Regions from separate parts of the Mus musculus genome. Here all the other regions are linked to region 1. The links are chromatin loops, found by intact Hi-C in ENCODE. Cell type or tissue: gastrocnemius. All regions are shown on one strand.

What was found. Peaks named below come from ENCODE experiments on the same cell type or tissue, not always from the same donor. Only the 100,000 strongest peaks of a DNase experiment are listed, where the experiment ranks them.
Region 2: a loop joins it to region 1, with 11 times the contacts of the local background. A loop is called at or near these places in 19 of 42 quality-filtered maps.
Region 3: a loop joins it to region 1, with 2.0 times the contacts of the local background. A loop is called at or near these places in 8 of 42 quality-filtered maps.

What each region holds. Positions count from the first base shown.
Region 1 is chr11:57,613,344-57,621,343 of GRCm38, reverse strand. No RefSeq gene overlaps it. Among named protein-coding and RNA genes, the nearest start is that of Galnt10, 28 kb to the left of the region's middle. In gastrocnemius, a CTCF peak has its summit at 3,583 (motif pointing left); DNase peaks (open chromatin) are centred at 3,160 and 3,608; H3K4me3 peaks cover 532 bases; H3K27ac peaks cover 595 bases.
Region 2 is chr11:57,775,249-57,783,248 of GRCm38, reverse strand. It overlaps Galnt10 (polypeptide N-acetylgalactosaminyltransferase 10), which reads right to left. Exons shown (of 12, transcript NM_134189.2): 8 at 5,511-5,618; 9 at 1,978-2,199; 10 at 927-1,043. Among named protein-coding and RNA genes, the nearest start is that of 2010001A14Rik, 22 kb to the left of the region's middle. In gastrocnemius, a CTCF peak has its summit at 4,694 (motif pointing right); DNase peaks (open chromatin) are centred at 4,694 and 6,501; H3K27ac peaks cover 466 bases.
Region 3 is chr11:57,720,235-57,728,234 of GRCm38, reverse strand. It overlaps Galnt10 (polypeptide N-acetylgalactosaminyltransferase 10), which reads right to left. Exons shown (of 12, transcript NM_134189.2): 2 at 6,838-6,940; 3 at 2,574-2,712. Among named protein-coding and RNA genes, the nearest start is that of Gm24582, 17 kb to the left of the region's middle. In gastrocnemius, CTCF peaks have their summits at 3,229 (motif pointing right) and 4,262 (motif pointing right); a DNase peak (open chromatin) is centred at 465; H3K27ac peaks cover 1,078 bases.

The sequences.
Region 1 (8,000 bases):
GAAACAAAAATAATAATAAAAAGTCAAAAACCCAAATGTAACTGGACTAGGGTGACTAGAAGTCTGCAGCCAAGGGGCTAGCTCTGGGTGCCACCTTCTGTGAATGTCACCAGGGTTTGTTTCTGCCACCTCTCAGCTTCTCTTTCTTTTCTCTATGTCACGCGATGGTTAATCTTCACTGTCAACTTGACTGGATTTAGCATCACCATGGAAACACATCTCTGGGCATGTCTATTAAGGTGATTCCAGAGAGGTTTAACTGAGGAGGGAAGACCTGCCTTGAGTGTGAGGGGGTGCACTACTCCCTGGGGTTCTGTCCTGGCCTTAATAAAAAGGAGAAAGAGAGATGAGCACCAGTAGCCATCTCTCTCGGCTTCCTGACTTCAGTTACTATGAGACCAGCTGCCTCAGGCTTCTGCCACCATGACTCCTCAGCCATAAAGAACTGTACCCTCAAACTGCAAGCCACACCAACCCCTTCTATCCCTAAATTACTTCTTATCAGGTGTCTTAGTTAGGGTTTCCATTGCTGTGAAGAGACACCATGACCAAGACAACTCTTATAAAGGACAATATTTAATTAGGGCTGGCTTATAGGTTCAGGGGTTTAGTCCATTATTATCAGGGTGGGAAGCATGGCAGCATGCAGGAAGGTGTGGCACTGGAGAAGGAGCTGAGAGTTTTACATCTTGTTCCAAAGGCAACTAGGAGAAGATTGGCAACCTCGGGTAACTAGGAGTAGGATCTCAAAGCCCACTCTCACAGTGACACACTTCCTCCAACAAGGCCACACCTCTTAATAGTACCACTCCCTGAGCTAAGCATATTCAAACCACTGAATCAGGTATTTGGTCATAGTAACAACGAAAGTAGCAAATAGCCAGCTTTCTTTCCTAGCAGGTTCTGTCCATCTGGTAAACCTCAGAAAACCCAGGCTCATGTGTGGACAGCTTAGCCACTCCCAGGGAACGAACAGCTCTTCCACAGTTCTGGCAGATGTCTTTGGATTCTGGTCAGTCTCAGGTGACCATTTCAGAATCAATCATGAGGGGATGGGACTGGAACACTCTCATTGGTTAGGCCTGTGTCATCTGCTCACATGGATAGATCAGACAGGCTTTCTAGTGTTGTAGTAAATATTTACTATCAGTTGGTGATTTCTACCCCACCTTTGATCAGTTGGTTCCCAGATAACAGACACAAAACTTTTATATATATAATTAGCCTTAATCAGCACTAGAGCTGGGAAGATATCAACCCTCTATGTCTAATTTGTCTTCTTCCCTATAAATAACTCCCAAATATGACTTGCTGTGTTCTGCCTGGGCTGCTCTTGCTCCGACTGGCCAACCCTCATGGCCAGTTCTCATGATCCCTTACCCGATAGCATCTTCCTATTTTAATTCTCCTCTCTCTTTTTCTTGTGGTCCTGCCTCAGACCCCAAGCCTACCCAAGGAACCGAAACAATGCCTACCTCTCTTCTGCCCAGCTTTAGGCTGTAGGCATCTTTATTTAACCAATAGTTTCATATTAAGGAGCAAGGTTACATAGCATCATTTAGTATACCTGAGGATTTCCTTGTCCTTTGGGGGGCAACCAGACCTGGGGGGGGGGCAGTATTTAGCAGTAGAATACATAGCAGCAGACCAAACTTCAACACTCTAGAGTCACACAGGCTGGTAGTTAGTGAAGGACAATCCTCATGAACAGAGTGGAGATCTGAAGGAAAGAAAGGGAGAAAGGCTGAGTAGTTTTAGAGATCAGTTTCCTCCAAAATGAAACATCCCTCCAAGGAAGAGGAAGAAGAGGAGGAAGGTGAAGAAGAGGAGGAAGAGGAGGAAGAGGAGGAAGAGGAGGAGGAGGCTTACTACGATTAGGAGGTAAACAAACTTCACAAGTTTAGGAAAGCTGAAACTGCTAAGATTCACGAGCCCTTCCTCAGAGTCACGGGAAGCAGTAGACAGCCACCAGACAAGAAGACTCTGACCATCTAAGCTGCTGAAAGGACGTTCTTGGACCCAGGGAGATGCTTCCTGGTGGTACAAGGAGCTCCAGGGTCCCAGCTTTTGTGAGTCTGGGTGAGCATTTCAGAGATAGCTCCTTTTGAGTCATTCCTGCTTCTATAAGTGACCCCTTACCCACCGGGCCTGGGCAGCACTGTAGAGCTGGCCCTGGTGGCATGGATGCAGGTGAGCAGGAGAGCTGACCCTGCCCCTTGCCGGCTACAGCATTGGTTAATCTAGCCAGGTCAGTGCTGGACAGCTGGCCCTGGTGGTGTGTGTCTGGGAGAGCAGGTGAGCTGACCAATTCAGCTACCACCCAGGCCCAGATATCCAGGGCTCTGAGTAGGTCCACCCAAACATCTACCTATGAGCTGTTAGAGCACATGAAAGGGCCGGTTCTGCTGACCCAAAACTGCAGGATCTCTATGACACAGGACAACAACATGATATCTGGAAGGAGACCAGGTGAGGATCCAGTATTGATGGTATAACAGAAGCCAGAGCCTTGAACCAGACCAGTGACTCATTGCATTAAACATTTGCAAGAAGTGTGGATGAAAGAGTTTACTGTGGAGCACACTGTGACACACTACAACTTCCATGATGAGAGGCTGTTATGTTTTGTTTTATTTATTTTTATTTTGTGGGTTGTTTTCTTTTGTGGGGGAGGTTGCAAGGGCAGAGGGTGGATATGAAGGGTCTAGGAGATGAGTAAGGCTAGGGTAACAAAGGCAACAAAAATAATCTAGGCTACAGGAGACCCCGTGTCAGTCCACCCCCACTTACCCCAAACAAGAATCAGGACAACAGCAACACACTACAGCAAACCAGAGGAAGTGTGAGCATGCCTGCTCAGAAAGCCCAGGGAGACATGGCGGTCACCCGCCAGAGGCTCTTCTCAGGGTGGTTGACAACTTGTATCATATGATGGACATCTGAGATAAATACTTCTCTGATTGACATTAGTGGCAACCGAGCAGGTGTCAATAGAGTGGAAGTCACATGTCCTGATCACACTAATCTAAGGGGTCCAATGAGACACTGAAACTCGAGAGCCACCGTGTGTTCTAGAAGCATCCAAGAGTCATCTCATAGCCAAAGGCCCCCCAGGCAGAATTTCCAGCGCAACAAAAGTGTCTGGGAGAAGGACTTCCCCCAGGCAGCTGTCCAGGACAAGGAGCAGGGAGGTGGAGCCTGCATGAGGATCACTGACAAGGCAGGTCAGGCAGGACAGGACGCTGTTAAGACCGCAAATGGGTTCTGAGAAGTGTCTGCTTGTGGGTAATTATCCTCGGCGTTTTCCTGCACTCCAGATCTCATAAAGAGGTTTCAAAGACCGGTTCTCTGGGGACTGTTTTATCAAAAGGGATTTAACATGAGGAAAAGCATCTAGATCAAACCCAGCTACTAATTGAAACAGCAAGATCTGAAAGAAAAAAAAATAGTAACAGGAGTTTCTGAAGCAGTGGAGAAACGAGGTGAATATGCAGATTGACCAGAAACCTCAGGGCTGTGGGACTGGGGAATATGGACTTGGAACCTAAACCTGCTGGCTGGTGTGGGAAACACGGGGCGCCACCTGCTGTCTTTATAATTGAGTCACTTATTTCAGGCAGCACATTGGTCGTTTGCCGACCACACACTTCATTCACTGCACACTGGGACTGAGTGAGCACCCGGCCCAGCCTGCCTTAGTCACCTTGATGGGTAGGGGAGGTGTTTCTTTTAGAAGCCTGTGGTACTCAATCCCCCACTCGGCCATCTTAGCTGGAGGAGCCGCTTCCTCATCTCCCTACCCCTGTGTCGTTCCCCCCCCCCAAAACCCCACCGGTTCATTTCTGACGGTTTGGTTTTACTCTCAGGTCAAATTGGGAGTAAGAGTCTGAAGTCTGGAGAAATAGCTCCGTTGGTAGAGGGCTTGCCTGGCAGGCATGAGGTTCTAGATTCTGTCCCCAGCAAGAGTAAACTGAATATTATTGTGCATGCCTGCAATCCTGGGGTTTAGGAAGTGGAGGCAGGAGGAGTAGGAGTTCAAGGTTATCCTAGGTAGCATTGAGAGATCAAAAACTTCCTGGGATGTGTGAGACTTATCTGTGACTTAAAAAAACAAAACCACCACCAACAAAATATCTATTCATGAACAGGAAGAATGCCGTCCTTCCCCGGCTCTCCCAATAGCCACACAGTGATCAGATCTTGGCCTTGACTCTCACAAGCTGTGTACCTGTGAGCAGGTAGCGCATCCACACTTTTCTTCAGCTTCCTTATATGTGAAATAGGATAAAATGTGTGAGGGCAGGCAAGATGACTCACAGGCAACAGTGCTTGCCATTAACCCTAACAACCTCAATTTGACCTCCGGAAACCTCATGGGGGAGAAAACCAACTCCTAAAAGTTGTCCTTTGACCTCCGCATACATGGGATGGCTTGGATGAATCACATGCACACACACACACACACACACACACACACACACACACACACACACACACACATTCACATACTATATATATGTGTATGTGTAAGATAAATAATAAATACAATGTAATTATGTTTTAAAATAGAAAACTATATGGAAGGTGCATGGAGACATTATAATTAGAGCACAGGGTGGGAGTGGGGCTATTTGTCAGAGGGTGGCTTACCATAAATTTGAGTAGTTGTAGGCTTCTGTTTGCCTCTCCCGAATAGAATACCTGAACTCCAGCAGAGCTGTCTGACCCATCCCTATATCCCCAACCTTACTCAGTGTCTCAGTCACTGTTTTTGTAATGTTCTAAGGAATAAAAGACCCACCCCACAGTGCGTGGTAGGATTGGGGGGTGGGGAAAGTGAGGAATGCTGGGGAGAGCAGGTGCTCTTTGGAGGTTGCCTCCCAAACACCTCCAGCAGCTTCCTGTACTTGAAGCCACCATAAAAAGCATCCTTAAAATGGAGGCAAGCAGGAATCAGGAGAGATCTAGAGCCCAGCCTCAACCTTGGCGCTATGCTGTAGCATGCCCAGGGAAGAGAACAAGAAAGCAGGCAGGCAGGTACAGGAGCCCACGGGAAGGCAGAGGCAGGGTGAGCAATCAGAGGTGCTCCAGGTGGACATTTAGGAGGCCGAGACAGAGCCGGGGACACCGATGGTTGATAGACACATCGTAGAAGCTGAAGAAGCAAAGGAGGGAAGACAAGTGTTGGGCCTGGCAGGGAATCCTCCAAAGGCTGACAGGCTACAGTTGGCTGGTGATTAATGAGCAGCGAGCGTTTCCTCACAGCAGAGCCTCCATGGAAGCGGCTGGAATGGGACTCCCAGCTCTCAGAGTTTCGGAGATCGCGGTGCATAGGAAGGAGTTCAGCCTCCCTGTCTATCTCGCAAGCTTTAAACAGCGACCGGTGAGAGCAAGTTGGTGGCTCAAGCCTGGAATTCCAGAGCTAGCATCAGCTACACAGGAAGCTCAAGGCTATGTAGGTTTCTTTGTCTCACACATTCCATCCCAAACGTTGAGACCCACACGGGAAGTTTTGACTCAAGATTGATGGCATTGACTAGTCTCCACCTCTCCCCTTTCCTCTCCTCTTCTCTTCATTCCTCCCCTCTTCTTCCCTTCTTTCTTCCTTCCGCCATCCTTATCCCTCCTCCTCCTCCCCCTCCCCCTCCTCCTCCTCTTCTTCTTCCTCCTCCTGTTCTTCCTTCCTTTTGAATTATTCAGCATACAGAAAATACAAGGCGCACAGGACCACAGAGATCCAATAGGACATGATTCTTAACTTCTAAAGTGTCCTCAGTGGCAGCTCGTGAGAGGAAAGAAGCCGTCAGCAGGATGGGGGTGGGGGTGGGGGGTACAGTGTGGTTCTGCTTACGACATCAGTGTTCAATTTTGTTTGTGTGAGCTTCCTGGGTATGTGGAGAGGCGGGCACGGAATGAGCCAGGCGACAATGATCAAATTTGCAGCGGAAGCTTCTGGGGGATGGGTAGAGATGGAATCTGAATGGAAACTGAGGGGCTTCATCTGAATGAATGTGAATGAGGTGGTCCTTATTTTACTTGAGGGGGCGGGGAGAGGGAAATGAGATGACTCTGCGAATAAAGGAGCTTGCTGCCAAGCCCGAGGACCTGAGTTCAATACCCAGAATTTCCACATGGCCAAAAGAGAGGATAGATTCCCCAAAGTTGTCCTCTGACTTCCACATAGGTTTTGGGGCATGGGGGTACTCTCTCTCTCTCTCTCCTATAATAAATGTTGAAATGAAAAGGAGGACTATCTAATGGTGTTTCAGAGCAGCCACTCTTAAATCGTTCCTGTCAGTTTCTCATGTTAAAGCAAAGCAGCTCTGTAAGTGTGTGATCCAGCACATTTTTTTTTTTCAAAAGCAGATGCACCAGCCACGAGGCCTCCGTGAGGCACCCTCTCTTACAGCCCTGCATCTTTCGTCCCTCTGGTCACAGTCTGAGTAACAGATTCTCCGGAACTGTTTCAAGCTGGCCCATGCTCTCGGCGGCAAGGTTCGATGAGGCGCGGGATTAACTGCTATGCGGCAGAGGCTTCAGTCCCAGCAAGAGAGTGCTCCCACCAGTCCTCACATAACGGGGACTAGATATGAGAACGTGGGAGAACTGGGCATGTTTACATTAGATGCCAGCTGTACAGGGACATGTGGTGACTTCCTGTATCCTGTGTGACAGGAGCAAGTGATTAGACCTTTTTTGGTTTCATTGTTTTGAGAATAAGTAACCCTGGGTTGGACTTGAACTTACTATGTGGCTGAGGATGACCTTGGAGCCCTGGTCCTCCTGCTTCTCTCTCAAAAGGGCTAAGACTTAAGGCCTGTGCCCCTGAGTCTGGATCAAGTGTTTAGATCCTTTAAAGGCCTTCTGTCCACGTTTGCACAACAGAAATGATTCCTATCTCATTGCACTGTCATACATATTACATGAGTTGTGTGCATAAGTGCCTAGCCCATTGCACTGGGTAAGGAGCTGTAAACAGCTACTTCCTGTTGGGACTGCAGTCGCTTTGGGGAGCACTTTCTGTTCTATCAGCAGGCCTAGCTGTGGAGGGATAGAAGCTTGCAGTATTTGACCAGTGCTCTCTACGCAGGCAAGGACAAATAGGGGGAAAAATTTCTGCATTATAAGGGCACACCTGTTACACATGTTGCAGAGTGGAACCTGCAGTTTCTGTATGGATGGCTCAGCACACATACTAATGCTTTGCTTGTTCTCAGTTTGCCCCCAGCCCAGGCGGTGCTGGGAGGCATACAGAACTGCCGTGGCCCAACACGAACCACGCTTACAGCTGCACAAAGACCAACAATGAGGGACAGAGTCACATGGACGAAGCTGACTACCTGACCAAAGGAGCAGGGCAGAAGTGTGGAATGACTGAGTTTTGTTCTATTCTCTGTATAAGCAGCTGGCTGGAGATGGGATGAAAGGCAGTTTGCTGAGGTGTATTTCTGCTGCCTTTCTTGGACCTGCAGCTCTCAATGAAGTACCACTGAAAGGTTTTGCCTACAGTGTAGGTGATAACAGGTGGGCACACAGTCAGGGAACTACACCCCAGAGGTGAGCATTTGAGAGAGCAAGCAACAGAATCAGGTAAGAAGCTGAAGCTCAGAGAGAGGGAGAGAGATAGAGAGAGAGACCCAGAGAGAGAGAGAGAGACAGATAGACAGACAGAGACAGAGAGACAGACTGTGGTGTGTGTAGGTGGGAGACAGAGATGAAGGCTGTGCTGTGCCCCAGGTTCCGACTTTCTGCCTAGAATCTAAGGACATCCCTCTAGCCTTGCCCACTAGAACTTCCAACACACCTTCAACAGGCTCCAAGCAGAACTTCAGTTAATTCCTAAGACCCAAAGATAGGCAGTTCACTTGGCCTTCATCACAGAGCCAGTCCAAAACATTCATAGGAAGCTACCCCAAAGCCTAGTAGAGGCCAGTAAGGTCTTGCCAGGGCTTTAGTTTCAGCCTCCCCCAGCAATTATCTCAGAGCTCCTGGAAAGTCTG
Region 2 (8,000 bases), 160 kb before region 1:
TTAAATTTATTTGTATAGGCTGGGTGTGGTGCACGCCTTTATTTCTAGAATCCAGGAGGCCAAGGTAAGAGGATCTTTGTGAGTTCAAGGCCAACCTGGTCTACGTAGCAAGTTCCATGACAGCCAGGGCTACATAGTGAGACCTTGATTACAAAAAATATTTTTATTATTTATTTATTTTTTTAAAAAAGTATTCTTTTTCTCTCTCTCCTTCTCCCTCTCCCTCTGTGTGTGTGTGTGTGTGTGTGTGTGTGTGTGTGTGTGTGTTTCACCATGTGCCACAGCATGAATGTGTTGGTCAGGGGCAACTTTGGGGATCTGGTTCTCATCTGCTGCCCTGAGTTCTGGGGATTGAACTTTTTTTTTTTTTTTTTTTTTTAGCCCTGTAAGGCAGCAAGTACCTTTACTGGCTGGGTCATCTCACCGGCCAGCCCGAGGACTTTATAAGCAGAGTAAGACAGACACGGGGCAGGCAGCACATGCTGCCTGCGTTCTGAGGCGGTGCCTTCTATGAGTCATTATCCCGCAGAAAGATCCCTGATAGACCTGGCCAGAAGTCACACTCTTGTATCTGCAGAACCATGAGAACTTCAAGTATAAACTTTCATTCTTTATAAAGTACTCAGTACATGGCACTGAGTTTAATAACAGAAACCAGAGCAGATACATGCACGCACACTCGCGTATACACACATACACACACACACACACACACACACACACACACACACACACATGCACCCCTTATTAGTGAAATGAGCCAAAGTTGTCTATTGGTCCTAGGCATGAGGGCGGGAGTGTATCCGTCCAGGTGGTGTCACGTGCAGGAATCCCACCCCCCTTTCCCTGGTGCTCTGGGAGTTCTGAGACTCATCTCCTGGCTGACAACTGACCTGGGACCGAGAGCCCCTTTAAGTGGCCCTTACCTGCATACTGTTCCAAGCAGCCTCGCCTCGGCCCCGGATGCAGGTCTCGAGCCTCAGTGGGGAGCCCAGTGTGCCAAGCTTCGTGTCTGTGCACAGTCCTGTGCCCACATTGCGAATCTGAGGGAGGAAAGGGACCAGCCACTGAGACTCCTCGAGGTGTCCACTGGGCCCTGCCGGATGCTGGGGAGACTACGGCAGAAACCCCAGCCAGGCTGAACTTCGAACTGCCCGTGAGGAGCTTGCCCCAGGCTGCTGGGAGGTCCTCCGGGAGAAAGGAGAACCCTGTAGGGCAAGGTCCTTCTCTGGCCTCACACTGAGAGCACTCTATCCAACAGATCCAGGATCCATTTGACCCCAATTCCAAGGGCTTGAAGGGGACAGGTCTGTCCAGGGACAGTATCTGTCCAGGAAGCGATTCAAAAGGGATGCAAGATCTTTGCTGTCCACGTAGAATTATCCTTTCTGGTTAGAGAATGGCACAAGAAAGTGTGGGTTCTCCCCAACCCACTCCAAAGAACAAAAATGGCCCTGGCCCACACATCAGCCATGAAGGCTGGGGGTTGGGTTGGAGTTCTAGGCTGCACATTTGCTTAGGACGCACACATCACCCAGAGGCCAGGTAGCAACAGCAGGCTTCAAAGGTTCCGGTGAGAAGCTCGCAGGAGGGTGAGGTGGAGATGGGGGCCCTTCCTCAGTTGCCCTGAACCTGTTCTGTGTGCTCTTAGTCTGCATTTCCAATGGGGACCATAGGCTGTGTGCATGGCTCACCCAAGAGCACGGCTTAGAACGTGAAAGGTCCTGCGCTCCTGTCCCTGGCATCACAAGCCAAAGGACATTAGACACCAAACCAAATCCAGCAGTGTCTCATAGTCAAAAGGAAAAAATGGATGCTGACCCAGCGTAGCCACTCAGAACATTTAGTAGCACAACGGCACAAAATCAACGCCACCAGGACAGGGTCCAAGAGAGAAAGGGAAGAAAGGACTGTGACGTTTAGGCATTCCTGGGCACGTTCCTGCAGTGAGGGTCCAGCCCCTCCATTCACACTCACCTCCCCCCATGCCGCAGCCGGAGGTTCCACGGGTGGGTAGAACTTGGGCAGGTCCCAGGCAATTTTGGTCATAAACCACTTGAAGCTCTTACAGTTGAGGGAGACTCGGAGCTTTTTCTGGGCCACGACATCTCCAGCTGAGAGGTGGCGGTACTCCGGCCTGCGCTGGTAGATGTATTCTGCGTATTCATCCATCCATACCTCTGCCACTCGCTTCAGGTTCTGGAATGAGAGATGGGTGCAAGGGTCAAGCTTGCTGAGGAGCACAGGCTAGCCCAGAGCCATTTTGTCAGCCCCTGCACCTTATTTTTTGAGACAGGGTTTTTCACCGAGCCTGGAGCTAGGATAGCAACCAGCAAATCCCAGTTATCCCGTGTCTTTCCCTGGATCGGTGGTGGTTACAGGTGTCTGTGGTCTGGCTTCATATGTGGGTGCTGGGATCCAAACTCAGAACCCCATACCTGTACCCTGAATACTCTTAAGCCAGCTCTCCTGCTCTTCAAAGCCAATTTGAGTGGGACATTTAAAAAAATAAATTATTATTTGTTTTATGTATATGAATACACTATAGCTATCTTCAGACACACCAGAAGAGGCAATTGGATCCCATTACAGATGGTTGTGAGCCACCATGTGGTTGCTGGGAATTGAACTCAGGATCTCTGGAGGAGCAGTCAAGGCTCTTAACCCCTGAGCCATCTCTCCAGCCCGGTTTCTGTCATTTTTAACAACAGTTCCGATGGGATTCCATGACAAGAATAATTTGCACTCAGAAGGTCCAATCCCACCAGAAGGTGGGATCTCTAACAATCCTTAGAGGTTTGAGAGTTTTACTATGAGGCCTCAGGACAGCCAACTGTAAAACATCAACCAATGGCAACTGGATGTGGCCTTCCTTAGAGGGAGGTAGCCCTGGGCAAAGTGATGTGGAGACAGGAGGGTTGAGATCTTGTGCAGACTCCATTCAGAGCGAAGAGCACAAGTCTATGGGGTCCAGCAAAAGCCCCTGCTTGGAAACCTCTTCCTTCAAACCCAGGCCTCTTCCAATGGCCTGGACCCGCTTCCCCGCTTCCCCGCTCCCTCAGGACACCCAGGTAATTGGGTGGGCTCGACTTCTATCTCGAGGTTAAGCTGAGTTTCCCTCTGCAGTGTAACCAGTCGCACCTGTCTGTAAAGGTCTGCTTTAGGAGCAGACTGCATGGCGGGGCGGGGCGGGGCGAGGTGGCTGGACAAATGTTTTAGTGTTTTCTGGTGGGGATCTGCGTTCTGGAGACCAGATGGTCTCAAGGCACAGGGCTGTAAAACAGACAGGGCCCTATGTAAATGAGGGAGCAGGGCCGGGCGCCAATAAAACTTTATGATGTCAACCGCCATTTGATTTTCAAGTTGTCACAGATTCCCCTCCAATTGCTTAAAACTGTGAAAACTGTTCTTAGCTCATGAGCCAAGCAGAAAGTCACCTTCTCTGGAGCTTAGGGAGGCACGGTGACACCAGGGAGACCATGCATGGGAAAGAATCCTGTGGTAGATCCCCAGAGACAGCCAAGCTTCCTTGCTGCCACCGATACCACTGGAAAGAGAGTTCCTCTCACTGGGTGCCTCCACCGCAAATGCTGGGCCTGGTGGAAGTGGGAGGTCTCAGTGCCCTACACATCAGGAACAATCTAGAACACAGGGAAATCTCCGCTGGCCTGCATGTCAAGGCCTGGCCCCTCCGCCTGCTGCAGGGCTGCCTTTCAGTGACAGTGACAGGCTTGTGCAGTAAAAGACTGCACTGTTTATTCTAGAGGCAGATGTGCCACTCAAAGAGAGCATGCTGGCTCTCTCAGGGCCCTACTTGTCATTAGGAAGCAAGTGTTCTAGAAGCCTGTGAACTTTGTTGCCAAAACAGTAAGCCGACTTATTTCTGTCTTCCGAGACAGGGTCTCGATTGTGAAGCCTGAGTTGGTTTTGAACTCCCTGCTCCCTTTGTCTCTGATTCCAGAACGCTGGGGAGAGCAAACATGTTGCACGTGACCCGCAATTAAAGAAAGGGTGGCAGTGAGCTGTAGCCACGGTGGGTACAAGCACCTTGTGTACAGCCATACAGGCAATAGCTGGCCTTATAGGGAATAGGTGGGATGTACCACGGGGGCGGGGGGGGGGGGCTAGCTCACATCAAACACAGCATCTGACTGAGGACAGACAGATGGCCAAAGATGTTGAATACCTGAACGGGATTCAGCTGAGACACGGAGGCACCCTATCCAGCCCCAGCTGCTAACAGGGACGCAGCCACCAACCCCTGTGTGGGCGTCACGGCAACAGATGCAGGCGCTTGTCAGCCTTGAACTGGGCTGAGCTGGAGTTTGAGCTATTTGATGCATTTCATTTCCATCCAGGAAGCAGAGGCTAGAACCCTGGCAGAAGGGAGTTCACTGTGTCCCTGCTCTGCAGGGCGCCTGCTGAAAGGCAGGCTTGTGTGGTGGCTCTGCAGTCTTCTCTGGCTTGGGAAAGGATGCAGTTGGGGAGTGGGGCCCTGCTCGGGGGTCACTGTCCCCACGCTCCTGGTAGCCTCTAAGAGTAGCAGTCTCTAGCTTATGAAAAGACTGGTTGTTTTCCTGTTTGGAATTCCTCAGGGAGGGACAAAGGCATCTGGGAAGATGTCTTATCTGGAACCCAGCTCCCCTGTTAAGGGGCTGTCCACAGAGCAGCAGGCCTGGAGGCTGTCATTAGAGTCATTCACCACTAGAGGGCTCTGCTGCCCTGCCTTCTAGGCCATGTTCCGGCTCAGCAGTATTTGAAGTTGAGAAAAATGAATGAAAATGGCTCTCTGAGGGGGAACCGCTGGGAACTCAGGCCAGAGGGTCCCCCAAGGTTATTTTTGGGGTGTGTGGCTGCACTCTGGCCTCTCTAGTATCTCAAACATCACCGTGTCTTTTCAGAAGCGTCCCTTAGTTTTGAGGTTCCCTTTATTTAATTTATTTCCAATAAATTTTATTTCCCCAGTAAACGAACCCCATACTCCCTAATCTTGCTAATGATTATCCCTTGAAGTCAGCAGCCAACTTCAACCCCTGATATGGTTTTCAGGTCAATCACAGTTTTACATGTTTTGGGGGGAGGGTGAAGAAGATAACTATTTATTTACCACCCCCCTCCTGCCTCCCACCAAGGTTATCAACATAAAAGACCACCACTATGTCTGCTTGTCATGTTTCTTTAAATTACCCCGGTCAAGCTTTGTACCTCCACTAGCTCCACCACAAGTAACCCTCCTGTGAAATGACCAGTTCACTCCACCAACACATCAGTTTCCTGTCTTTTTTTGGTGCTGAAAGTATCAGAAAGGATTGAGTTTAATTTGTCGAAGCTCCAAACCCAGCCTCAGAGGACGCCGTCAGAGTCTCCATGTGGCCAGGCAGGGCTTCACCTAAGTTCCTTCTGGTTGGATTTCATTTGGAAATTGTCTACCAACCACTCAGCCTGGGGACCCAGGAGGCCTCCATGCTGCCAGAGGCTGTCCCCAATCCCCTGGAAAGCCACTAACTTACCCGGGCCAGGCTGACTCCGGCAGGGACCTTGTAGGGCACATACTTCCTGTAGATGTGGCCCACTCTGGAGCAGGGGATGTCCTCCATGCGGCCCCCACACATCCACACCTGTAGGGTGAGAAGAGAGGACAAAGGTGACCTAATGTCCCCATGCCCTCAGATGCCAGCATGCAGCCTGCATGGGCTTCACAGGTCCTGAACTCAGAATGGTGCAGAAAAATACTGCAAGGTGCAGAGAACGGCCAAGTGTGCACAGGGGCAGGCACAGACGCTGGGTCACGGACGTCGAAGGCCTGGCACCCAGTGGGCTGTGAGGGAAGGGAAGGCGGGGGGGGGGGGCTCTCGTCGGGGCATGACTAGACAGGATATCTTAATCCCATTCAACTTTACAAAGTTGGCTCTGCTCATGGGGCGTGGTGGGTGTGGTCCTGGGCAGATACTACAGTCCAGAATGGAGGCCACAGTGGCTTTGGGTGTGGAGGGTCCCAGCTGTTTCTGGGACGCCATCCACCGTGTTTTCACATTCTGTCTCCTGTGGATTGAGAGACTAGCACGGGATGACTCCAGTTCTGTACAGCACCCTTGCTGGGGCCCCACTGAGGGGCTGGGCTTCACATCCTAATCCATTCAGGGCTCTCAAAGGGTGAGAGGGTCTTTCTATCTCCTGCCAGGATAGATGTAGGATGTCCTTTGTGCCATTTCCCAGGGTGGGAGTTGTTTCAGAACGCAGGGGTGCTGTCTGGGCAGCGCAGTTCTATTCTGATGGTGGGGAAAGGAAAACCCCGGCTGGTCAATGGAACAGAACACTGGTCTCAAGATAATGGGCTCTGGATGCTAGATTAATGTCAAGGCCAAGCCAAGATCTGGACACTAGATTAATGTCAAGGCCAAGCCAAGAACTTTATTTTTAAAGCAGGAGATATTGATCAGCTGCCAGCCTCCCATCACCGCCACTCTCCCGTCGCCAGGGATTGATGGGTAAGCATGCTTTGCCAGGCAGGTATGCCTACTTGATGCCAGGCCACCCTCTGCCTTTCTGAGAGGTGGTGCCAAGCTGGTGGAGACAACTTGTGTATCCTGGTTTTGACCATCTTCTGTGACATGTGCACTAGCTAAAGCTGACCCAGCTCTGCTGTCCTTCCACTGTGCAATGGGCAAATGAAATCCAAAGCCTTCTTTTTCTTTTCTTTTTTTCTTTTTTTTTTTGCCAGGACCTCCAGCTCCTTTATCCCTGGCCACACCAGCCTGGCCACCAGCCTGATGCAACTAGGGTGACCTTGCTCTGCTGCAAGGTTTGAGGCAGCCAAGGTGTTCCCAGAGCTCAGGATGTCCTGAACTCACAGAGGACCTGGCTGGATGCTCTCCATGGATTCCTGCCCTGGATGGAGATGCGGAGGGCTGACTCAGAATGGGAATAAACCTGCTAAACCTTCCAGGCTGAACCTGCTGTTGACTACTGAGTCCATTGGACTACGCAAGATGCATCTTGCATAAGGTCATCAGCTTGAGAGCGGTCCCCATGGCTGACTTCCTCCTCTCGTCTCCCACCTCTTATCCTTGTCTCTCTCTCTACGGCTCTTCCCTCAGTCTGGAGAACTCCTTGTACCCTGAGCTCTGCTAGCTCCCTGCCTTCCTGCAGGCCCTGCCCTGACACCCCCAAGGGGCTTCTTGGCTCTCAGCAGGACTTGCACTTCCCTTCACTGCTTTCCTCTTAAACTAAACATAATTATGTGCACAGATGCATCTCGGCTGAGATCCTCCCGGGTGTCTGTGCCTGTCAGCACTTTCTCTGTGTGGAGGACAGTCCCACTCACTCCTCCTGGGCCCAGTGACCAGGCTAGCCACTTTTACTCCCTAGCCTTGAGGGCTGAGGTCTCAGGTCTTTCTCTTGGTTTTGAGAAAGGGTCTCATGCTCCTCTTAGCCAGGAGAGCAGTCATTGTCTGAAACAGAAGGGCCCAGCACATCCTTCTCTGGATGCAGCCTGCCTTAATTCTGCCTTGGATGAAGTAAAGCAGACAGCCTCACTATCATGATCTCCATCACCAATGTCTTCTGACACACATCTCTCAACCTCAGGAGTAGGGTCCCAAAACTGGGGTTGTCCCTTTTTGGGACAGAAAGCCAGAGACTCAGGTTGGCATTCTGAGTTGCTGCACTGGACACTGGCAGTCATGGTAGGGCCAAGCCCCAACCAGGGTGACCTTGCTCTGCCCTTAGTTAGTTACACTGCACCTTCAGGCCTTGCTCCCTTTACAGCCGATGAAGCTCCACACAGGGAAACTGAGGCCCGCTGCAGATAAGTTCCTCCCTAGCACACCACCCTGCTGGCTCCAGGAGGGCCAGGACTGCAGCTAGCCCTGGGACAGACGGGCAGCCGTCAGGTCACAAACCCTCGAGGAGCTTCCCACAGGTTCCCATAGGCTGCTGGTGAGCTGTAGGAGCCAGCCCTGCAGAGTGACCGACAGCAGACTGAGTGACTGGACCTGGCT
Region 3 (8,000 bases), 110 kb before region 1:
CATTTGGACTCTGTAACCTGCTGGAGTTGTAGAGAGTCTCTGGAGAACCTGGCCTAATACACTAATCCATACAGTCTTCTGTGGAAATCCAGAGTATATCAGAAATTATCCATGTTAACACAAAAGGAGAAACCAAGAAGGGGACATGGGAGTGGGGATGTGGTAGGTGAAAGGTTCCATTCGCATCTACTCCTTCCTGAAGTTCAATGATCGGGATGGAGTAGGTCGTGGCTGCGGGCTGCTGACATCCCTCCCCATTGTGGTTAGCTCTGCACTGGCAAACTGACCCTCCAACTGCATGGATCCCAGAGGAGCCTGCAGAACCTACTCACTTCTGCAGTCAAGACTCCCTTATGTCACCCGCTGTGGGTCCTGAAGAGCCCCTGTGTTTGGTTGCCAAGCAGCCCGGCTGGGTTTCCCAGCAAGTAGGGAAAGTGGGCCAGCCCACCAGCCAGCCCTTGTTCACGCTCACTTGGCTGGAGGTGCAGAGGGCAGGCCCGCTCAGAGCCAGCTGGCCACCTCCCACATGCTAGCCCAGCAAGTTGGGGCCAAAGTGCCTAGCTCCTGTTCTCTGTGGGTGTGTCTCCAGGGCAGCTTCTGGTGAGAATAGAGGCGACTGGTATAAGCAAACAGCCCCTCTATCCTGCACTTGGGGTGCTGCTGCCAAAAGTCAGCTTGAAGGCATGAAAGGAAAAGGGGAACCCCGGCTCCTGCCTGAGAAGTTGTTTAAGCTAAAAGAAACCAAAGGCGCGTGCTACACCACAGGTCTAATTTACTCATGTGCTCCCACAGACATACGGAAGGAAAACCTCCCCTCTGGGGAGAGAGAAGGTCTTCAAGGTAGCTAGCTGTCTATTTGCTTCTGGAAACTCAGCTTCCACACTTGGTGACTGGAAAAAGCAGGTGTTAGGACATACTCAACATTAGTAAGCAGGAGGCTAGTCGGGTGGTCAGGCTGCTACCTGAGGTGCCAGAAGTCTCCTGAGCTCAGACCCCTCCTCCCAAGCCGTGGACACATTTCAGGAAATGTGGAAGTTTAATGTGGAAGAAAAAAATATATACAAAATAAGAACGGAAACCTGTAGAGATGGCTCAGCAGATAAGGAGATCGCTATTGAGCCTGAGATTGCTCCCAGGAACCTACAAGGTGGAAGGAGAAAACTGACTCTGGTAAGCTCTCCTCTGACCTTCATAGGCATGCTGTGACATATGCACACACACACACACACACACACACACACACACACACACACACACACACACACACGAAATTTAAAAAAAAAAGAAAAAGGAAGTAAGCAAACCAGGCAGACACCGTTTCTAACTTTGGACTATTCAGTTGAGGATTTACTTATTTTATAATCATATAAAAATATCCCTCATGTAATCTATTTCCTCCTTAAGTCAGGGTAGCACTTAGTGAGTTACATGAGCTGGGCCTGATGACAAAGGCCTGTCATCCCTGCTATTCGGGAGGCTGAGGCAGGAGGACAGATAGTTGAAGGCCCACACCAGGAGAATATTGAGAGTCGATGATGAGTCGCTATGCTCCTTCCGAAGAGCTCAGGATGGTGGGCGGTTGGGACCACTGGAGTAAGATTTTTACAGTTACGACCATAGGTGCTCCTGGTGTCAGGCACAGGCTTGGTCTGGTAACACACATTGTCAGCTCACTGATCTGAAGCTGGAAATATCAGCGTGGCTGAACAACACTCTTGTATGTCAGCAGAAGATTCTACATCATGAAACAGTAAGTCCAACAGGCAAGCACCCTGGGTTCCTCGTCTGTCTCCTCCGTGTAAGAGTTTGATGCAAAGGGTCTGGTCCCGGGGGGACAGCCTGTCTTCCAAGCGAGGCTTCCTGCCTGTGTGGTTTCCTATTCTACCCTCTGTCTGCATCAGAGTCACCTTTCAGGGCTTCTGAGGACACTGCTGGCTGATGGCCTCCAGTGCTTCAGGACAGTTAATCTGCATGGAGGCACAGGAGTGAGCTGGAGAGAGCCCAGTGGGGGAAGTGACTGCTGAGCAAGCCAGACGACCTGGGTTTGAATTCCTAGAATCTACAGAAAAGCTAGACACGGGTGTGGACCACCTGTCATCCCAGCACTCCACCAGTGAGATGGGAGGAGGGGAGAACTCCTGGGAGCCGGCAGCAGCTAGCCTGTTGTATACATGGTGAATAACAATCAGACCCTGTCTTGAACAAAGCAGAAGGCAAAGACCTACACCAGAGGCTGTCCTCTGACCTCCACATGTGTTGTGGCACACATGGCCCTCACCCACTCTCGCAAGTGTGACAAATGCCCAGGTGAACCGATGGCAGTGTTCTGCAGACACTTGGAGAATTGCTGGTTCCTGTTCTGAGGGAAGGATCACCCTGGTGCACCATCCCCAGACACTCCAGCTCCATGCTGCAGAGGGTCTGACTGCTCAAGCCTCTGCAGGGGCTCTGTTCCACCTGGCAGCCGGCTGGCAGCACCTCAGGTGAATGCTTGTTTTAATGAACTCGTGCAACCCAGAGCAATGGGCAAAATCCTTAGTTAGACAGCAGAAGATGAGAGACGTGACACTCACTTTGGGTGCCGGATATCGGGGAGAGAGCGATTCAGGGAGATTTTATCACTGACGTAGATGTTAAATCCATTTTCCCGGTACGCCTGGTCCACTCTCTCGGCATCGGTCATGGGGTAAGGCTTCCCCTGTTCTCCATATCCTAGAGGCAGAGAGCAAATTCAGTGTTGCTGGTTTACCTGACATCTACAGGGGTTGAGACTGGGGGGGGGGGGAGGGGGGAGAAGAATGACAGGACCTCAGAGAAAGCCTTACACCTGGGGCTGGAGAGATAGATGGCTCAGTGGTTGGCGCACTGGCTGCTCTTGCAGAGAAACTCAGACTTGGGTCCTAGCACTCACATGGTGGCTCACAACCACCTGTAACTCAAGCTCAGATGCCCTCTTATGGCTTCTATAGGCATTGCACACCATGTGCTACACAGACTTACATGCAGGCAAAACACTCATATGTATAAAATAAAAACATCTAAAAAGTTAAAAAAAAAATCTTATGCCTAGTCATGGGTCACACTAATTACATCTGCATTATTGTGACCAAGGACCTGAGAAAAGCAACTTAATGGAGCCAGAGTTTTATTCCAGAGAGTTCTGTCCATTGTCACATGGCTCTGTGCTTCCGAAGCAGTACTCCGTGGGAGATGGCAGGAGTGTGTGGAAGAGGCTGCTACCAGCAGGGGGTGCAGGAAGCAGAAAGAGGGAGTATAGGAAGAGGTCAGAGTGATATTCAGTCCCAAGGATACGCTCTACTTTCTGCACAGAGGCCCTGCCCCTTACTTTTGTCTTCTCCCAAACTGTCGTTGTATCAGTTTCATCACTGCTGGGTCCCAAACCCTGCTGATGGTGTTCTGGGGGGCTTCAAAATATCCAGCCACACCTTCCAGAAACATCTCTCTCTTCCAAGGGCTTCTTTGGAAAGTGGACAGACCACTCACTGCTCTCACAAGAAGCCATGCCCTCTCCCTCCCTCTGCTACCTGGACACTGGAGAGACGACCTGACGACAGGCAAGCACTATGGACGGCTACTAGACTATATTATATATTAACTAAGCCTCCTTAAAGGCTGTGCAAAGAAACCTTTAAGGATGGACACCATGCTTTGTCTGTTGAGACTGAAGACTTTCTCTTCAGGCCCTCCCCAGACCATCTTCGACAGTAATAAATCTCTTCCCTTGACAGTAATAAATCTCTCTTCCCTTGACAAGGAGTTCATCTTGTTGCCTTTCTCTCCAACCCATGTCTTCTAGTAGCTCATCTTCATCAGGTCAGTGCTCCAAAGATCTGCTTGTCTCCCTCACAGACACACCCAGAGTGAGTTCTACTAACCTAAGCACGTCTTAAAAAACCCAGATAACCAAGATTTAAAAGAATACATTTTCTTCTACTTTTAAAAATCATGTGGGGGCTGGAGAATGGGTCAGCAGTAAAGGACACTTTCTCCCAGAGGATCCGGGTTTAGGTGCCAGCACCCATACTGCAGTTTACGGCAACCCATAACTCCGGTTCTAGGGGATCCCATGCCCTCTTCTGACCTCCTCAGGTACCAGGCACACACGCAGTACCCATACATACACACAGGCAAAATACTTGCACATATAAAATGAAAATAAATTTAATTTTTACAAAAATGTTGTGTGTGTGTGTGTGCATATCTCTGTGTGTGGGTATGTGCAGATATGAGTGCAGGTGCCTGTGGAGGCCAGAAGGGGGCCTTATGTCCCCTGGAGCTGAAACTGTAAGGCAGCTGTAAACTGCCTGACATGGCTTCTGGGACCAAACTTATTATATTTGTAAGAGCAGCAAATGCTCTTACCTGCAGAGCCATCTCTCTAGCTCCCCAACAATCAATATGAACTTCACCTAAACATTTTCCCCAAATTGTGCAGTGGAAGTGAGACGAGGGGGAGGGGTGCCAGCACTCATGTGGCCAGGGTCCTGTTCTGTACTCCACTGATCTTTTCCCTGGAGTCCCCATAGCAACCCTGTAGAGTGGACTTGAGAACTGTCACTCTGAAGGTATACTGAGACTCATAAAAGGTTACAGAACCAAGTTTGAGGGCCGAAGCCCATGCTCCCTGCACTCCCTCCAGAGCTAGATCCCCCTGCCTGCTCACTTCTCCCAGACAGGAGGCAGGTCTGCTTTCTCTGAGCGGAGGAACCCTCAGCTAGAATTGTCTTCTCTGGTACCAGCAGCAAGCATGTCTAGGGCAGTCAAACGAGAGGCTACACAGCGATAACTTTCTGTGAGTTGTCAATCGCCAGATAAACCTGAGTCGATCTGATTATCATCACCTAAGTGAGGCAAATGTTCTGTGTTAATCAAAAATGCCATAAACAAGGGCTGGGATGTAGCTTAGTGGCAGAGTGTTTGCCTAGCACCTATGAGGTACTGGGTTGGGGCTGGATCCTCAGTCCAGCTGTAAATAAATAATGAGTAATTTTTAAAAATGCCATGATGATAAAAGACGATTTGATTTCTCTCTAAACTTGAGAGATAACTTAAGAAAGATAACTTAAGAGTAACCATATCTACTACGCCAGGTCTGCTTGGAAAGTTCTGTTGTAAGTCCCAGATTCAGTGGACAAAGGGTTGGCACTCTCTGTGCCATCCGGCTGAGAAGGGTCTCTAATGCTCCGACAGCATGTTCTCTGGGGGAATCCCATGAGCTTCTGGAGACTGAGGGTGGACACAACCCTGGGAGAAGCATCTCGGGGGTCTGTAGGACTGTGTCTAACAGTCAGCCACTCCAGCGGCTGCTTAGAGCCAACCACTCTCTGAGTGTTGCAAAAATCAAGGTCGCTGAGGCTGCTCAGGTGCAGGAGGTGGAAAGAGGTCTGACCTCTGCTCAGAACAAGGCTCCAGGAGACCTGCACAGCCATAGTCAGCCCCAAATGCCGAGCAGAGGAGATGGGGCAAAGGCCAGCCAGCTGGACCTCAGGGCAGCATCCTGGCCATGTTGCGGCTTCTGTCTTCTCAACAGACAAGGTCTGTGATTGGAGGAGGCCTCTTGGTGTGGAAGACCCAGTGTGTACTTAGCACTCCTTGGTTTTATTAAATCACTTTTTCCTGTTTTTCTTTTTCTTTTCTGTTTTTTTAAAATAATTAGGCAACTTCATAAATTACTTAAAAATATTTACTCTTTAATACTTATGCATAATTTTATTTCAAACAAACAAGAAATCACACAGCCTTTTGCTTGTCTTAATCTCTCTGCTGTTCTTTCTTCCCTTGCCAGGCAGTCCTATAAGGATATTCTAATAATTCAGGCACAACTGTCTGGCCAGCTGTGTCTTTGCAGATGTTTCCTTTCTTAATTTAAAGGAGGACCCTTCTAGCTTCACTTAGCATTCCTGGCACACAGAGCGCCATGTGTCAGGGCTGGGGATGCTGTGGGCATCAGCTCAGTTATTACACCTGCTCTCTTTAGAGCTTTGTGGTGAGTTGGTTCTGTCATGAATAATTTAGAAGGGACACCTTTAACCCAGATCACCACACACCATTTCAATCCCTCTTGCTACTGTATCCACTTTCCACTCAAGCAAAGCAACATTATAGCCATCTTCTCCCTCCACACCCTTGGAACAAGCTGACTGTGTGAGGTCATCAGAGGCTCAGGAATGGTGGAATTCAGTGGCGACCCCACAGCCTTTGGGGGAGGGGGGTTGCAGCTGCTCTCCCGACCTTTGCCTGGACTCTGCAGAGAAAAAACCTCTACAGTCTCTGTATAGATATTCGTGTAGGCCCTTCCCCCATCTGCCAGCCATACATGAATGGCGACAAAGCCCTATTAGCAAAAGGAATCAGTAGTTGGTGAAGAACTGCCTCTGCCTTCCAGTTCTGGGTTCGAGTCTCAAGTTGGCCTTACTCTCACCCTGCGTGATGACTGGCAGGTGGCAGCATCTCTCTGGGGTACAGATTTCCTCTTATTCAGCCAGCCATAAAGGCCTGATCAGGTTGAAGAGGGTGGAACTTGCTTTGAGATCAATCCCTGTCGTTTTGAAACATTGCTCCTTCCTTTGGGATGGGACTTGCTAGGATGGAGACACAGTCACGTGCTGATATGTAGGTGGCAGGGCGAATGTGAAGTCAGTGGATCTGGTGCTGACAGCTGAGGTCAGATGGGTGAAAGGTAGGTACGGTTATTAGGAAAGACGGTGGCAGGCAGGAAGTGAACAAGGGGTCCAGACACCTCTAACACATTCAGCACATGCGCATACACCCATGGCACACTTACACGATGCCCACACTCGGCCGCGCCCTCCATACCTACGCGCTGTGCGTCCCTCCTGATAGCCTCCTTGTTATGCCAGTCCTTCAGCCTTTGTTCAGCTCCCAAGAAAAATGTCTTTTTTTGTCGACTGTGTAATTCCTTCAGAAATAAAAGAAGAAAATTAAGACAAAGAAGAAACTATGAAAAAGAAGAAAAAGGGAATATTGGCAATAACAATGGTCCAGAGGCTACACTGCTTAAGGAGAACACTATTGCCTGTCCAGCCCTCAGCATCTTCCTGAGTGCCAGCCATGTGCCTGCTAGATGGGCTGAGGCCAGGGGGGACACAGAAGCTCAGTACAACCCCTTGGAAACTCACCACCCAGGAGAGGAAGGAAAGACGGGCACACTCATCCACAGGACAAAGTGCCCAGTGTGTTGCTGCCCAACGGGAAGGTACTGAGACAGCCCTGGTAGGCAAAGCAAGCTGCTTTCCACATTGAAGAAAGAAAACGAGGCGTGGCGGTAAGCCCCTGTAATCCAAACACTCGGGAGGTAGAGGCAGGAAGACCACCAGCTCTAGGCCAACATAGCCTACACAGTGAGACAATGTCACAGGCCAAAAGAAAATAAAAATAAGCAGAGGCTAAGGGGTGTAGTTCAATGGTGGAGTGCTTGCTTAGCGTTCATGAGGCCCTGGGTTCGGTCCTCAGCACTCCAAAGGAACAATCAAGAAATACATGATGTTAGTTTGAGTAACGTATTTATTTTTTAAGGATGTATTTAATTTTGATGTGTGTGTGTGTGTGTGTAGGGATATTGCTGTAGAGGCCAGAAGAGGGCATTGGAGCCCCTGCAGCTGGAGTTACCAGCAGTTGGGAGCTGCCAGTCACAGGTGCTAGTCCTGAAGGTAGGTCCTCTATAAGACCAGGGCACCCTCTTAACCACTAAGCCATCTCTGGAGCCCCGATACATTTCATTGAACCTAACCCACCTTCTTCGAAAACATTAGCATTTCGACATGCAGTCCATATAACACATAATTGTGGCATTTTACTCTCTTTTTGGACTAAGACTTTGACCTCCTCCTGGCTTCATGCCAATTCAAACCCCTTTCCTTGTGCTCTGGAACCGCAGGTGGCTGACTGCCGGCTACAACCAGGGCAGAGCCTCGGAAATGAGTGTCAGGTGCTGGGATGACACACTCCTGCTTGCCCAG